Linked DNA regions of Homo sapiens: region 1 is linked to region 2. A link is a loop called in an ENCODE intact Hi-C map of the cell type or tissue named here. Cell type or tissue: dorsolateral prefrontal cortex. All regions are shown on one strand. Each heading gives the region's core, and the rest is flanking DNA. Links, peaks and the distances in the headings are about the cores only. Region 1 overlaps SMG6 (SMG6 nonsense mediated mRNA decay factor). Region 2 has its middle 79 kb from the start of RPA1.

Region 1 (7,284 bases), core at 1,596-6,595, 370 kb after region 2:
TTTTTTGAGACAAAGTCTCCCTCTGTCGCCCAGGCTGGAGTGCAATGGTGCAATCTTGGCTCACTGCAACCTCCGCCTCCCGGGTTCAAGCGATTCTCTTGCCTCAGCCTCCCGAGTAGCTGGGATTACAGGCAGACACCACTATGCCCAGGTAACTTTTTTGTATTTTTAGTACAGATGGGGTTTCACCATGTTGGCCAGGCTGGTCTCAAACTCCTGACCTCAGGTGATTGGCCCGCTTCGGCCTCCCAAAGTGCTGGCATTACAAGCGTGAGCCACCGTACCCAGCCTAAACTATATATACATTACTGTTTAATGTTGAGACAATGAATTGTTATTAGTTATGCAACTTGAAAAGTTCCTTTTAAAACAAAATAAATTTGTTCCAGTACTGGAAGTATTGGAACGAGTGATCATTATAGAAATCCAATTATATCATCCCTCTGCTTAAAATCCTTAGTACCTAAATGACTAATGTTTGACGTGACAGACATTCTAAATACCGATTTGATCATTACACATTCTGTGCACGTATAAAAATATCACATGTAGCCCATAAATATGTACAATTATTATATATCAATTTTTAAACATGACCAACACAACTCCAAAAAAATTAAAAGCCCTCAATACCTGACAGCCAAACTTCAAAATATTTATGAAGGACCTGGCCCCTGCTATCTTCTCTAGCCTCATCCCTCGCTGCCCTTCCCCTCATTCGCGTATCAACTAAGATTTATTTAGAATCTTCCATATGCAGACACTGGGGACAAAGAAGTGAACACACTAGATATGACTCTACTCTCACAGGGCCTTCAATCTAGCAAGGGAAAGATCTGCACAAAACTACACTTAAAAGCACTTAAACCAGAAATGTGGTTATTACAAAGGCGAAATGGCCAGTCTCAGGGATCAGGAAACGCTTCCTTGAAAACGTGACATTTAGGCTGAGACCTGAAGGGTAAGAAAGAAAGTGACTGATAAAGGCAGAAATACCAGTGAGAGGTAAGAGCGGTGCGGGCAGAGAGATGAACAACAGCCAGGAGCCAGAAAAGAGCTTGGATCCTTCAAGGAAGAAGCCAGTGTGGCTGGAATACAGTAACAAAGGAAGAAAAGTATGAAAAGTGTAAGATTTGAAGTAGCAGGAGCCAGATCATGAGGAGCCTAGTGGACTATGTCGAGGATTTTAGACCTGATTGTAAGAGCACACAGAAATAACTAAACACTTTCAAGAAGGCAGTGGCATGATCAGAAATGGATATTTGGAAGTTCATTCATTTGGGTTACTGTCTAAAATGAAAGGCCAGAAGAGGACCAGGAATAAATCTGAAAAGACCATTATGAACTTCTTTCCATAGTATATGGATTACTGAAATGGTGATAGCTTGAACTACGATGGCAGCAATGAGAAAGGAGAGAAGTGGATGGCTTCAAGTTACGATTAGGAGGTGGACTCAACAGTATCCACCTCCTAATACCAGGTGGTACTGACTGGATGTGGGGACAGAGGAAAGGAACATGTCAAGCACGACTCCAGTCGCTCACAGGAGAACTTCTCACACTCTAGACTCCAGCCATACTGAACTACTCGCAGTTCCTGAAGCCTCCATGCCTCATCCACATTTTCATGCCTCCAAGTAGAAATGCCTTTACGACATCTTTAAGCTGCAAAATGCGGCCTCGCCCCAGCCTTCCCTAACCATGACTGGATTAGGTGTTCCAACTGCATGCTCCCACGGCCTCTCATGCTTGCCTTTATCACAGTACTTACCACACGGAACTATAATGACACACCTATGTCTTCCTCACGTGACCAAGTGCTCTTTGAGGTTAAAAATCATTTTTGGTTATTTTAATTTCTCTATCCTCAATGCTTACTTCTTATCAATGTGTGTGTTCCAAGGAACAGAGAAAGCAAGCTAAGCTCTTGGGACCTACTGTGAGAGAAAAAAAAGAATATAGGAAGCTAACTTGGGCCTAAGAAAGCAGGTAAAAATGGCAGTGTGGTTTCCTGGATAGATAAATGAAAAGTTATGAAACTGCAGATTTCTTTTTCTTTTTTTTTTGAGACAAAGTCTGGCTTCTTTGCCCAGGCTGGAGTGCAGTGGCACGATCTCGGCTCACTGCAACCTCCGCCTCCCGGGTTCAAGCAACTCTCCTGCCTCAGCCTCCCGAGTAGCTGGGATTACAGGAGTGCGCTGCCACGCCCAGCTAATTTTTTTGCATTTTTAGTAGAGACAGGGTTTCACCATGTTGGCCAGGCTGGTCTCGAACTCCTGACCTTGTGATCTGCTCGCCTCGGCCTCCTAAAGTGCTGGGATTACAGGCGTAAGCCACCGCGTCAGGCCAGAAACTGCAGATTTCTTCGAGGGCTGGTAGCCTAAAATGAAAAGCTCAAACTCAAAGATTTAAATTTAAAGAAAATTAAGGGTAATAGTTACCCAAGGATGATGTACAAACTAAAAATATATAGTTTCATCAATAGTTTAGAAAACAAATTACCACGTTGTAGTCTACCTACAAGAATTTAAAGTTTTTACCAAAAATATATTCATCTATTATTTGTATAATTAGAAATAAAATGGGACAGACATGATACACCTCATGCCTGTAATCCCAGATCTTTGGGAGGCCACGGGAGGACTGCTTGAGGCCAGGAGTTTGAGACCAGCCTGCGCAACAGGGCAAGTCTCCATCGCTACAAAAAATTAGCTGGGTGTGGTGGCATGTGCCTGTAGTCCTAGCAACTCAGGAGGCTGAGGCAGGAAAATCACTGGAACTCAGGATTTCGATCGCATCACTGCACTCTGGCCTGAGCAACAGAGACCGACCCTGTTTTTGATTGTATTCATTTATTTTTTGGAAGGCAGAGTCTCACTCATCACTCAGGCTGCAGTGCAGTGGTGCAGCCTTGACGCTCTTGGGCTCATTCTTGACTTTTTTGAGACAGGGTCTTGCTCTGGCACCTACGCTGGATCATAGCTCATGACATCCTTGAACTCCTGGACTCAAGCAATCCTCCTGCCTCAGACTCCTGAGTAGCTAGAACTAGAGGCCCGCATCACCATGCCCAGCCAATTTTGAAAATTTTTTTACAGAGACAGAAGCCTCGTTTTGTTGACCAGGCTGGTACTGAATTCCTAGGCTCCAGCGAACCTCCTGCCTTGGCCTCCCAAAGTGCTGGGATTACAGATGGGAGCCACCACACCAGACCTTGACTCTTTCTTCTCCCTGAGCTCCCCACGTTCAACCAAGTCTTTTGGATTCTACTGTAATAATATGACTTGTGTCTGTTCACTTCTTCCCACCTCCAAAGCCATTTCTTGGTTCAAGTCTTTTTCATATCTCACTTGGAACTACCGCAGCACCCTCCTTGTCTCCTATTTCTAGTCTTACTCTTCTCCAAACATTTTACAAAGCGGCCAGGGTTTATTTCTGAAGAGCAGATGTTATTCCCCTATTTAAAGCATCCAATAGCTTCCTACTATTTTCAGGATAAAGGTCAAATAATTTATCATATGACCCTTCAACATCTAGCCCCAGCTTACACCACCCACTGGGTGAATTTTACCCTTAAGGCGCAACGAACCAGCCACTGCAGTTTTCCACCTACCGTGCTCTCTCTCCCCCAGCCAGCCTCAGCCCTTTGCATATGCTATTTCCTTTGCCTGGGAATCACTTTACCACCTCCCTTTCCTTCTCAAGCTAACTCCTACTTGTTCTTTATACTTCAATTGACCAATGGCTGCTTTGGTCCCATGGCTATGTGCTCTCATATACTGGGTGTGCACCCCAAAAACAGAAGTAATTACAATGTTAAGTCTCTTGCGTCCTCCACTAGAATGCACTGAGACAGCAAGAGATCTTGTTCACTGTTATCTTTAGTGACTGGCACACTGTCGATAATTACTTACTGAGTCAATGAAGAGGAGAAATCTTCTAAACAAGCCTGTGATTTTTCTACTGTCATTTCTCCTGGCTTAAAGGAAAAAGTCCCCGCCCAAGAGTTATAAGAGGATATCCCATAGAAAGCCCATCACAAATCAGACTAACTAACCTATCCATGCTACTTTAGTTCATTCTCGGAATATAAGGTCAACCAAGAGGAAAAGATAAGTACAAAATCCCACATAGAATCCTAAAGCATCATGTTGATGACGCTGAACAAAAAGCAGCAAAAAAAAAAAAAAAAAAAAAAAAATTCTAATCCTACTTTTACTAAATTCTGCAGTGACACATAGTGGTGAGAGAGGGAAGTACATAATAAAGATAAAGGAAGCGTACATGAGAAGGGAAAAGACCATCAGGGAGCCTCAAGTGGTTTGTCTTCCTTGCAATCAGTGGGAAGTATCTGTGCCTCACAGCTGTATGAACCAGGGCACCCAGGCTTACTGAGCTAGTTTGGCTCATTGCATCATTCTCAGGAACTTACATCACTGGGACTCAGGCTGCCCAGCCCATTCTCTTGCTCAGAATCCTTCCCAGACTCAGTGCCCTGGGAAGACCGTGGATGGGATGGATGAATCCAGATCTCCAGGCGAGTGGTGTCATCTCCAACATGCCGGAAAGTAGACTTCTTTCCTTTCCGCCACTGGTCAGGGCTCAGGTCAAATTCCTCATGTTGCTTCTTTTCCATCTGTTCTGCCTATATAACATACAAACACATTAGCTCATGGCCTGGTGTGGTGGCTCACGCCTGTAATCCCAGCACTTAGAGATGCGGAGGCAGGCGGATCACTTGAGGTCAGGAGTTTGAGACCAGCCTGACCAACATAGTGAAACCCTGTCTCTACTAAAAATACAAAATTAGCTGGGTGTGGTGGCGCATATCTGTAATCCTAGCTACTCGGGAGGCTGAGGCATGAGAATCACTTAAATCCGGGAGGCAGAGGTTGCAGTGAGCCAAGATCGCATCACTGCACTCCAGTCTGGGCAACAAGAGCGAAACTCTGTCTCAAAAACAAAAAACACACATGAGCTCAGACTTTCCTGAGACTCAGCTTACAAAGAGAAAAGCCTCACCTCACCGGTATTTATTTGACAATAAAAATACTGTACCACAGTCCCAAAGTAGCAGAGTGTCATCTGCTTTGTTTCATATAGTTATTAATTCTGTAGACTGAAGGCTGTAGAGCACGTACATGTACATCCAAGGGCCCCTGAAAGCTCTCCTGAAGATCACAGTTTTGTTCTGCACAGGGGCTGACCAACTACCCACCAGCACAGTCTGATGGGACCATTTAAGGACACTATGAGTCATTCCCCGAGGACACACAGACACTGAGCAATAACTGCACCTTGGATAAACCTCACTGGCTACGATCCTGCCGGTGCGCAGAGCTAGGGCACACCAACACTCAGGGAAATGCACTATTCGAGGAAGGAAGGGTTCTGCCACATCCCCACTCACCTTCCGCTTGGTCTCTTCAAACAAGCTCATGAGACTCTCCTTGGCAGTCAGGATAGGGTTGCTGGCAGCTAAACTGCGCATATAGTAATAGACAGCGTCAAGCTTCCTCCTCTGTGGAAAGAGGCCAGAGACATTCAGTCAACCAATTCTCGTCCTAACTCCAGCAAGAGGCAGCTGACTCAGGAAACCCTACTATCTCTCCCAGCCTGTCTCCCAAACTGAGAGGAATCCCAACAACAAAATCAGAAATGCTATCCACAGGAGAAGCCATTGCAATTACATCACAGATCTCTTCTTGCACAGTATTATATCTTACATGCAGAGGTGCTCCAAGAACCAAGTACTCATAAGGAGAGAAAGGAATAAACAGGCTCTTAAAATATAAACAGAAATTACATCTTGTTCTTAGAAAAAGCATGATGTTCAATTCACTTTATATTTCCTGTTCTTATCAGAGAGTCAGTATGCTATAATGAAATCACGAAATTACAAGCCAGACAGACCTTGGTCCAAATACTGGCTAATCCAGGAGTTGACTCGGAAACTTTGGACAAAAGACTCCAAGATTATTACATTATTATGTAATAATCTTCCTGAGTTCCTATATCCTCAACATTACAATGGGAGTAATAATACCCAATGGAGGAGTATCCTCAGGTTTACAAAGTGTTGTCCACTGTCTCACACTTAACTGTACTTAATCAATGATGTTGCCATTGTTATTGATAATTTTTTAAAATAAATAAGTAGCTGAGTTGAACATTTTATGGATATTATTCAAGAAATTCAGCAAGTCTATTTATAAGCAATTAATAGGGAAAAGAAGAAGTAAAGAAAAAGGAAGTGGGTCAGAAAGAAGGAAAAAGGAAAACATTGAAACAAAGGCAGAAAGAATATCCAAAAGGCTTTCTCACTTTTTCTCCAACTTCATGTACATTTTCAATGTTTTCCATAACTGTTTCAAAATACATTTAAAATGCTAGCTTCTCTCTCTCCCCAGCGTCTACCCATTCTTCAAAACTCCTATCTTATATTCACCTGGCATGGCTAGAGGTGCAGGTTCTAAGGTCAGTGCCTGAGTCTGAATTCGGTCTTGCATTTATTAGGTATGACACAGCACGTTAACCTAGAGAGGTTTCCTTATTTGCAAAATGGAAATGTTTACAACATATGGCTCCCAAAAAGATTAAAATTATATAATGCATATAGTTTAACAGAATATTTGGCACACCATTACAGTTACTTGGTAGCTATTTTTATTATTATTCCAATCCATACTAATTTCTATCTACACTACTCACCTGATTTGAGACTGTATTATATTAATTCTATAAAATATTTTTTCATATGAAAAAATTTCCAAAACAGAGATACAACTTACAATCGGTATCTATTGTTATGTCTTATTTTAATTTGCAGCATTTTTCTTAGTGGAACAGAAGATAATGGTGCATCTAACAATCAATTACATATTTATCAAGTCTAATTTGCATCACTGTCTATACAGCTCACTTGTTTTCTCAACACATTTTTTTTTTCAGGGAAGAAAGCAAGTCAATATTTTATCATTCCTGGCACCTAGAAAAGCACTACTGTACACGTGTTGTGTTCTCAATAAATACCTGAGATTCACTGATTGGAAGAGACAGAATGACTGACTGATTGGAATTGGCAGAAAAGTTGGGAAAATGTTGCTAACAGACAACTAAGATGAGACAGACAGAAAAAAGAGGGATAGAGGAAAAGAACTTGAAGAAAGTGCGAATCTAGGTCAGAGGTCTGTGAAAAAGAAAATTTAATTCAAATGACAAAAAGCCATTGAGGGAATTCAGCACAGTTGCAACATACAAGATCAACACACGAAATTCAGTTAC
Region 2 (7,284 bases), core at 851-5,850:
AGCCTCATTTTGTGTGTGTGTTATTAAAGTGCCGGTGACTAGGAAAAGCAGAGCCCTCTTAATTAGAGAGCGACATCCTTGCATAGTGGTAGTGTTCCGTTTGTGGCATAATTGTCACAGCAAATTACCAGTTAGGTTAAATATTGGGCTGGTAGTTCTCAGCGCTTCCATTCTTGGCTCCACCCCGCCCTCCCCACCCTCTCCTACCCTCACCATCACCTGCTAGCCTGCACTTTTAACTTGATCTTCTGCCAAGTGATAGCTTTTAAGTGAGGCTTAGAGCAGATACACTTTACAGCAGGAGCAATAAATCTAGCTTTGGGCAAGTTACAGGATGCCAGGAACATCTGAATGAGGGGGGCAATTTTTGCTGTGTGTATGGGGGTGTGCTGGGTCGTCTCGTGGGGCTCAGCTATAAAACTGGGTCCTCCGTATATCTGACATGGTGTCTGTCCCGTGAGAAGATACTTGAGGTGACACAAGAAATGTGAAGGAAATAGAAGACCTGGTCCCTTCTCATTATCCGTCCATGGCGGGGGGGGAGCCTCACAAAATGGAAGAGCACTTTCTATAAGCAAAACCAGAGTGACACAGAGGATGCTGAGTACGTGGTGTGTGAAGGGAGTCCAGTGAAGGAGAGCGGACAGTCTGGTGGAGGCAGACAAAAAACCTATGAGTTGTCATCGTGAAGTTGCAAAAAAGGGATTGGCTGGCCGGGCGCAGTAGCTCACGCCTGTAATCCCAGCACTTTGGGAGGCCGAGGTGGGTGGATCACCTGAGGTCGGGAGTACAAGACCAGCCTGACCAACATGGAGAAACCCCGTCTCTGCTAAAAATACAAAATTAGCCGGGGTGGTGGTGCATGCCTGTAATCCCAGCTACTCGGGAGGCTGAGGCAGGAGAATCGCTTGAACCCAGGAGACGGAGGTTGCAGTGAGCCGAGATCGCGCCATTGCACTCCAGCCTGGGCAACAAGAGCGAAACTCCGTCTCAAAAAAAAAAAAAAAAAAAAAGGATCGGCTGGAAGAAAAGTCCATTTCAAACTGAAGGACTGGCACGTTGCTCAGGAGCCAGTAAACCAGGTGCAGGTGATACCAAGAAAATTAGCTTGGTTTGAGTGGTGAGTCTTTGTAGAAAAATAAATGAGATTGCTGCACACTGGGAGGGCGGCCTGGATCTTCATTTCCTTGGAGCTTAAGACTTAAGCCCTGTGGAATGTAAGTCCTAGGAGTGTCCTTTGTCACTAATTGATCTTTCAGCTGCTCATAGAGCTGGCATTCTTGCAGGCCAGGTACACGAGAAGATAGAGCCGGAGCAGCCTGCCTCCGCTTAGCCAACTGCATAGCTGAGGAAATCCTGCCGGGCATGTTATTGGAGGGTTGTGCACTCTATTCCTCACGAGCTTCGTGCTGGGATGCTCATTTTCTCTGGACAAAGATAGACTGGCTCCCTCTCTTGTTGATGGAATGGAAATTCTCTCTTGCATTATGGTTTCTGTGATAACTTTGGTGGCGGTGGTGTGGGGATAATGAAGAGTCTCTTAATGGCTCTAGTTAAACCTGGTAATATCACTCTATCACACTGGAGCCGGCCGTGGGAATCTAACCCACTTTTGTATTCCTAAACGCCTAAAACCTGCCACTGGCATCTTCGCATAATAAGGAACCAGTCATCGCTCGTCTGTGTCCTGGAACATATTTATAAGCCTATGTTAATTTCTGGACTCCGGAATGGCGCCTCTTCCAATCCCAGCCCTCGGTCAGTCTCTCCGGATAGACTTGGGAAGTCAGGTCGTTTCAGCCACACATCACCATTCTCCGTCCCTGAGCCCGGCATGCTGGTTTAGTGCCCCCAAAGGAAGAGAACTCATTTTATTCTGGAAATTGGGAAAGTGAATTTGCTTCAGGACCTGCCTAGGTCTAATTAGTCCAGTCCGTAAGCAGGCCTGGCTCCGTGTCTGAGGCATGCGTGCACGTGGATGGTGTGTGTGCACACGTGTGTGTGGCATGTGCACGTGTGTGCCCTGGCAGCCACTATAACGTGCCCGGCAGTGGCCGCTGTTCGCCCAGGTTGGCCCAGTTCAGTCCTGCTTCTCAGGGTGGCTGGTAGATGTGGCCACCTTACAACCCCCAAAAGCCTTCCATGTGCACCCCCAACCCCCAAAAGCCTTCCATGCGCACCCCCAAATGGAGAAGGGGCCGGGTGGGGTGTCATTAGGAGATGGGGGCCACGTGCCAAGACAGAGGAAGGGGAAATGGGGAGAAAACAACAAGAAAAGGAATAGGTGGGGAGAGAGGTCATTTTAACCTAAATTAAATAATGGAAATGACCATTATGAACACAACGAGGGCAGGGATTCCGTAGCCAGAGCTGCGAGACCGTGACAAATGGCTCTCCAGGGAAACGGGGTGCAGCCTCCTCTCCTGGAAGTCAGGAAAGGGGTCTCTCCACCAACCAGGGGCGGGAGGCAGAGCCTGCGCTGCCGGATTTAGCCTGGAAGTTAAAATCGCTGAAGCAGTTTATAGAAACAGCAGAGTGAGCCGCCGCGCACAATCAGTAGGCAGGATCCAGAGACGATGGCATAAATGTTTCAAATGTGCTCAGGGTAATTAGTTTTGAATTACCATGTGCATATTTTAAACATTTAAATGATCATCCCAGGTTTTCGAAAACAGTTGCACGCGGCTTGATGTCACCTCCCCTCCCGGGCGGCCTCCCCAAGGGGACACAGCCAGGTGGGGCCTGCGGGTCCCGCGACCTCAGCCGGGGAGGGGCGCGCGCTAAGCCCGGGGATCAGCGCGGATTAGGCCGCAGCCCCGAGTCCTGGAGCAGCCGCTCGCCCGGGACTTCCCGTCCTCCAAGCCTGCGTCGGCTGTGCCAGGTTTTCAAGACGATCTGCTCAGCGTTTAGGTTTCCCATTGTGCATGAAAATGCAATTCCACGCGGGCAGTTTTTCTCCCCCGTTTGATTTCCTGGAGACCCGGGTGGCTGGGAAACTTGAAAGGTGACTGGCCAGGTGGGAACCGCGTTTGGTGTTTGAAGCCAGCCACCTTGTCCGCCAGTCTCTCGAGGCGACCTGCCTTGCAGCAACTCCATTCTCCCTGGGGTTCGACTCAGAATGCAAACGACGATTTCCAAATTCCCTAATTCCGGAGGCGCTGGGAGGGGCGAAGGTGTCAGGCCTGGACCCCCACCCCCCGCCCGCGCCTTCCCTGCCGGCTGCAGGGGCGGATCCAGGCTGCGCCCTGGGGTGTCTCACAGAGGCCCTGTCGGCGGGGCGCGGCGGGTCGGGGTGTCTAAAGTCAGATCCCTAACTTCAGACACCCGAATTTAGCATCGTGGCTTAGAAACGCTGCCCTGTGTCCCCTTCCTCCCGGTTACAAGCTGTTTCTCCAGCAGGTGGAGCTGGGAGAATAAAAACTATGAGCCTGTGCCTGGGACCTTGCAGAGGGAGCTATCTGTGCTGAAATCCTGGTTGAATGAAAATTGTTCATTATGCAAACTGTCTGGTTCAGTACACAGAGGCAGCCCCCAGGCGCAAACCCCAAGTAGCTGCTTCTTCTCTCCCCAGATTAAAACATATGAACTGCTTTGATGTAATCTTATAACAAAGCCTAATAGAAATTTTATTTCTTTGAAGTTGCCTGTCATTTCTTATTGCCCCCCTTCTCCCGTCCTATTAATACCCGTACAGTCTGGGATATGCAGCCGAGTTTAGACTGTATTTGACGATGGGAACAGTGTGTTTTCCTCGGCAGTGGTCTGAGTTATTTAAATGCAGTTACATTGCTTGCAATATGTTTAATCTCTTGGGCTTCCCCCCCGCCCACTGCTATTTATCATGTTAATAGAATGCTACAGAATATCACATTATGCAATGTGTTTAAATTGATAAATTATATTAGAAAAATATTGCATAGGCGTGTTAATGGTAAGTGGGTTTTTGTAGAAACAGTTTCTCATTAGTAGATCAGCTGCTCACAGGGTAGAAATTGTAAGGATTTGGGAATATGCTATATTTATGACCTATTTGGCTAATTAAAATTAAGGCATAATTTTAGCATGAAGTTACTGCAAGACTTTGCAGAGAGGGTGGGGAAAGAAACTTGCCCAAATCCAGTTACTTTTAAATGTCAGTTGCCATAACAACTTCACATGAGCCATATTTTTACTTGAAAATTCCTTTTAGGATTCGGTTGCTATAATAATTTGCCTCAGCTCTTTTTAGGAGACATATTTTCCAATTTTCCTTCTGTGATCATTTCAAGACTTTCATTACTGTAACGAAAAATGACCATGGAAACCTCAACTCTTCCTTTCTCCGTGTGCAGGAGCAGAGTGGTCCCCCAAAATAGAAATATAGGTTTCCAGGAGGTATTCTGTAGGAAGGTGCCCCCAGGCCATGGGGGAAGGGGCCAAGCTCTGGGGATCCATTGTTGCAGGAGCCAGTTCCCTTCTGGGTGGGAATTATGAAGCCCACAGAATTTTTTGAGGTGTGGCTGTTAAGCTTTTCTATGTCCTGGGAGTTTTGCATGAGGCAAAGGCCAGCCTGACCATCTCAAGGAAGAATGAGTCTACTCATGTATTATGAAGGCCCATTGGGGGCCGTCAGCTTGTCATTCAGTGGAACTGCTGGTATTTGATGAGCAAGTGAGGCAATCCCCAAAGTATTTACTTAGAAGCAAAGTAGTAGCAGAGTAAAGTTCAGTGCCCTTTCTTTCGGTGTTTAGCTGCTAACCTTCATTCATTAGCCAATATGACCTCCAAGAAGCACCTGCAGCTATGCTGTGTTCTGGCCACAGACACACCAGAGAGGACTAGTTTCTGCCAGCTTTCAGATCTCTCTGGGCCAACACCGTCATTGCTGAGGGCAGGCTCGGGGTCCCAAGGAAAAGGTCCCGCAAGCGGGAAGAACATTCCATTTCAAAAGGCTTCTGGTTCCTCCTTCTGGGGGGAGCATGGCTGCTCTTGCTGACTAGTGTCCCTGACAGAAGCTGTAATCGGGTCTCTGGCTTTAGGGATACCATAGCTCCTCTCTTGGGAATTGCCATGGTCCTTCCTCTCCCTTTTCCATCTTCTCTTTCTACATCAACTCTTTGGTGGGATCTCCAATGGCCACATCTTTTTTTTTTATTATTATTATTTTAGATGGAGTTTCGCTCTTGTTGCCCAGGCTGGAGTGCAATGGCATGATCTCGGCTCACTGCAACCTCAGCCTCCCGGGTTCAAGCAATTCTCCAGCCTCAGCCTCCACCTCCGGAGCAGCTGGGATTACAGGTGCTCACAACCACGCCCGGCTAATTTTTGTATTTTTAGTAGAGACAGCTTCACCATGTTGGCCAGGCTGGTCTCGAACTTCGGACCTCAGGTGATCCACCCACCTTGGCCTCCCAAAGTGCTGGGATTACAGGCGTGAGCCACCATGCCCGCAATGGCCACAACTTTTTTTGGGGAACTCTAAAGCTCGAAAGGGGACAGTGGGGCTGGGCACGGTGGCTCATGCCTGTAATCTCAGCACTTTGGGAGGCCAAGGAGGATGGATCACCTGAGGTCAGGAGTTCGAGACCAGCCTGGCCAACATGGTGAAACCCCATCTCTGCTAAAAATACAAAAATTAGCTGGGTGTGATGACACGTGCCTGTAATCCCAGCTGCTCGAGAGGCTAAGCCACAAGAATCCCTTGAACCCGGGAGGCGGAGGTTGCGGTGAGCCGAGATCACACCACTGCACTCCAGCCTGGGTGACAGAGCCAGATCTATCTCAAAAAAAAAAAAAAAAAAAAAAAAGGAAAGGGGACAGTGGGCCTCCTGCAAGGAGCAGAGCAGAGGAAAGAGGACACCTGCTTACCTCCTGCCCTCCTCCAGGGACTCCTGCACCTCCTGATGTCCTCACATGTGCAGCGAGGGGGACAGTTGTCTCTCCCATCTCACAGGGCGGAAGTGAGGATCAAATGCAGTAATTTGTGAGAAAGAAAAAACATAAAACAGTCCATAAATGTGCAAGGAATCATAATTATTATATTTTCTCCTCTGGGTGAACCAGAGTTTGGATGTATGAAGCTCACATACGAGGAAAATCAACCGGGTCCGATCCATGAGCTGCTCTTTTCAAATCTCAGTGATGTGCCTCTGGAAGAGACTTTGGTGAAGGTTTGCATCTGTTTGGGGATGTCCATCATTTTGATTGTTCTGTACACGTCCGCTGAAATGTAATACTTGACATTTCTCGAGAACCCGTTGTATTTTTTTTTTAAACCTTGTAACTGAACTATATGTTCAGGGAAATGGAAATAAAACATGATTGCTTAGTTTAGATATGAAAGTGGAGTTTCTGCTTTATCCTCACCCTCCTTTGAGGACACTCATTCTTTCCCCACTTTCCGGCCCCCAGGCGTAGAAAATAGGCTGTTCCTTTGCACATGAGGGAGGCAGCGTGGGGAGAAAGACAACGTGAGGACTGTGGTCAGGCAGATCTGGGTTCAAATCCCCCATCTTCCATTTACCTGACCTCAGAATTTATTCCCTCGTGTGTAAAGCAAGGATGATATTAACGCGTGCCTTCCAGGCCAGTTGTAAGAATTAGAAATATCATACATAAAACACCTAGCGTATCGTGGGCTAACCTTTTTTTTTTTCTTTTATGCAGCTAATTCTGGGAGACGTGGGCTATGTTTTTTAAAATGCAGTGATGGTTGCTATCCACGCTCAAGGAAAAATGGAAATTCCTTTGGTCAGTCTGGCCCAGCTGCTGGCGCCCTGGGACCTCTGGGGGGATGTTTTCATGCCTTCAGGTGATTAGCATGAGGCAGCGTCTGGAGTCTGGTGGTGACCGTCATTTCTTAGAGCTCCTGAAGGCAACTTTGGGACAGTGGGTGAACAGCATTGCAAGCAGGTTGGTTTTGACTCAACCAAAAAAAGTGCTTTCTAATGATCAGAAGCAACCTGCGACATAATAGGTTGCTTCAGAGGAGAATGAGCTGGTAAAAAAAGGCTGGTAAACGTCTGCAAAGCCCCCTGTAGGAGCAGAGCCCTGTGCTTGGCCCTGGCGACTGCGAGCTTCCGGTGAGGACACGTGAGGAGGAGCATCCCTGGTTCCCGTGCTTGGCTCAGACTTCCCTTTTGGCTCCGTTCCTCCCTGAGGGTGCCTTGTGGGCAAGATGCTCTGCTGTGGTCTCCCACTTTAGAAACCGCCTCAACGAGAAGGGACTCAGGGCTGAGTGACCCTCTGAGACAGGGACATGGTTTAGGCAGGTGTGGCCTGTCTTTGGGAAAGGTCCAATGCCCC

The links. Hi-C counts contacts between places; a loop is a spot of excess contacts. Peaks named below come from ENCODE experiments on the same cell type or tissue, not always from the same donor. Only the 100,000 strongest peaks of a DNase experiment are listed, where the experiment ranks them.
Region 1: a loop joins it to region 2, with 2.8 times the contacts of the local background. A loop is called at or near these places in 24 of 110 quality-filtered maps.

The regions. Positions count from the first base shown.
Region 1 is chr17:2,278,215-2,285,498 of GRCh38, forward strand. It overlaps SMG6 (SMG6 nonsense mediated mRNA decay factor), which reads right to left. Exons shown (of 19, transcript NM_017575.5): 7 at 5,411-5,521; 8 at 4,433-4,645. Among named protein-coding and RNA genes, the nearest start is that of SMG6, 22 kb to the right of the region's middle. In dorsolateral prefrontal cortex, for the core only: a CTCF peak has its summit at 4,242; no DNase peak of the experiment used is centred there.
Region 2 is chr17:1,905,514-1,912,797 of GRCh38, forward strand. No RefSeq gene overlaps it. Among named protein-coding and RNA genes, the nearest start is that of RPA1, 79 kb to the left of the region's middle. RefSeq lists enhancers at 1,647-2,155, 2,156-2,663. In dorsolateral prefrontal cortex, for the core only: CTCF peaks have their summits at 3,393 (motif pointing right) and 3,593; DNase peaks (open chromatin) are centred at 2,504, 2,906 and 3,418; H3K4me3 peaks cover 1,153 bases; H3K27ac peaks cover 3,262 bases; H3K27me3 peaks cover 343 bases.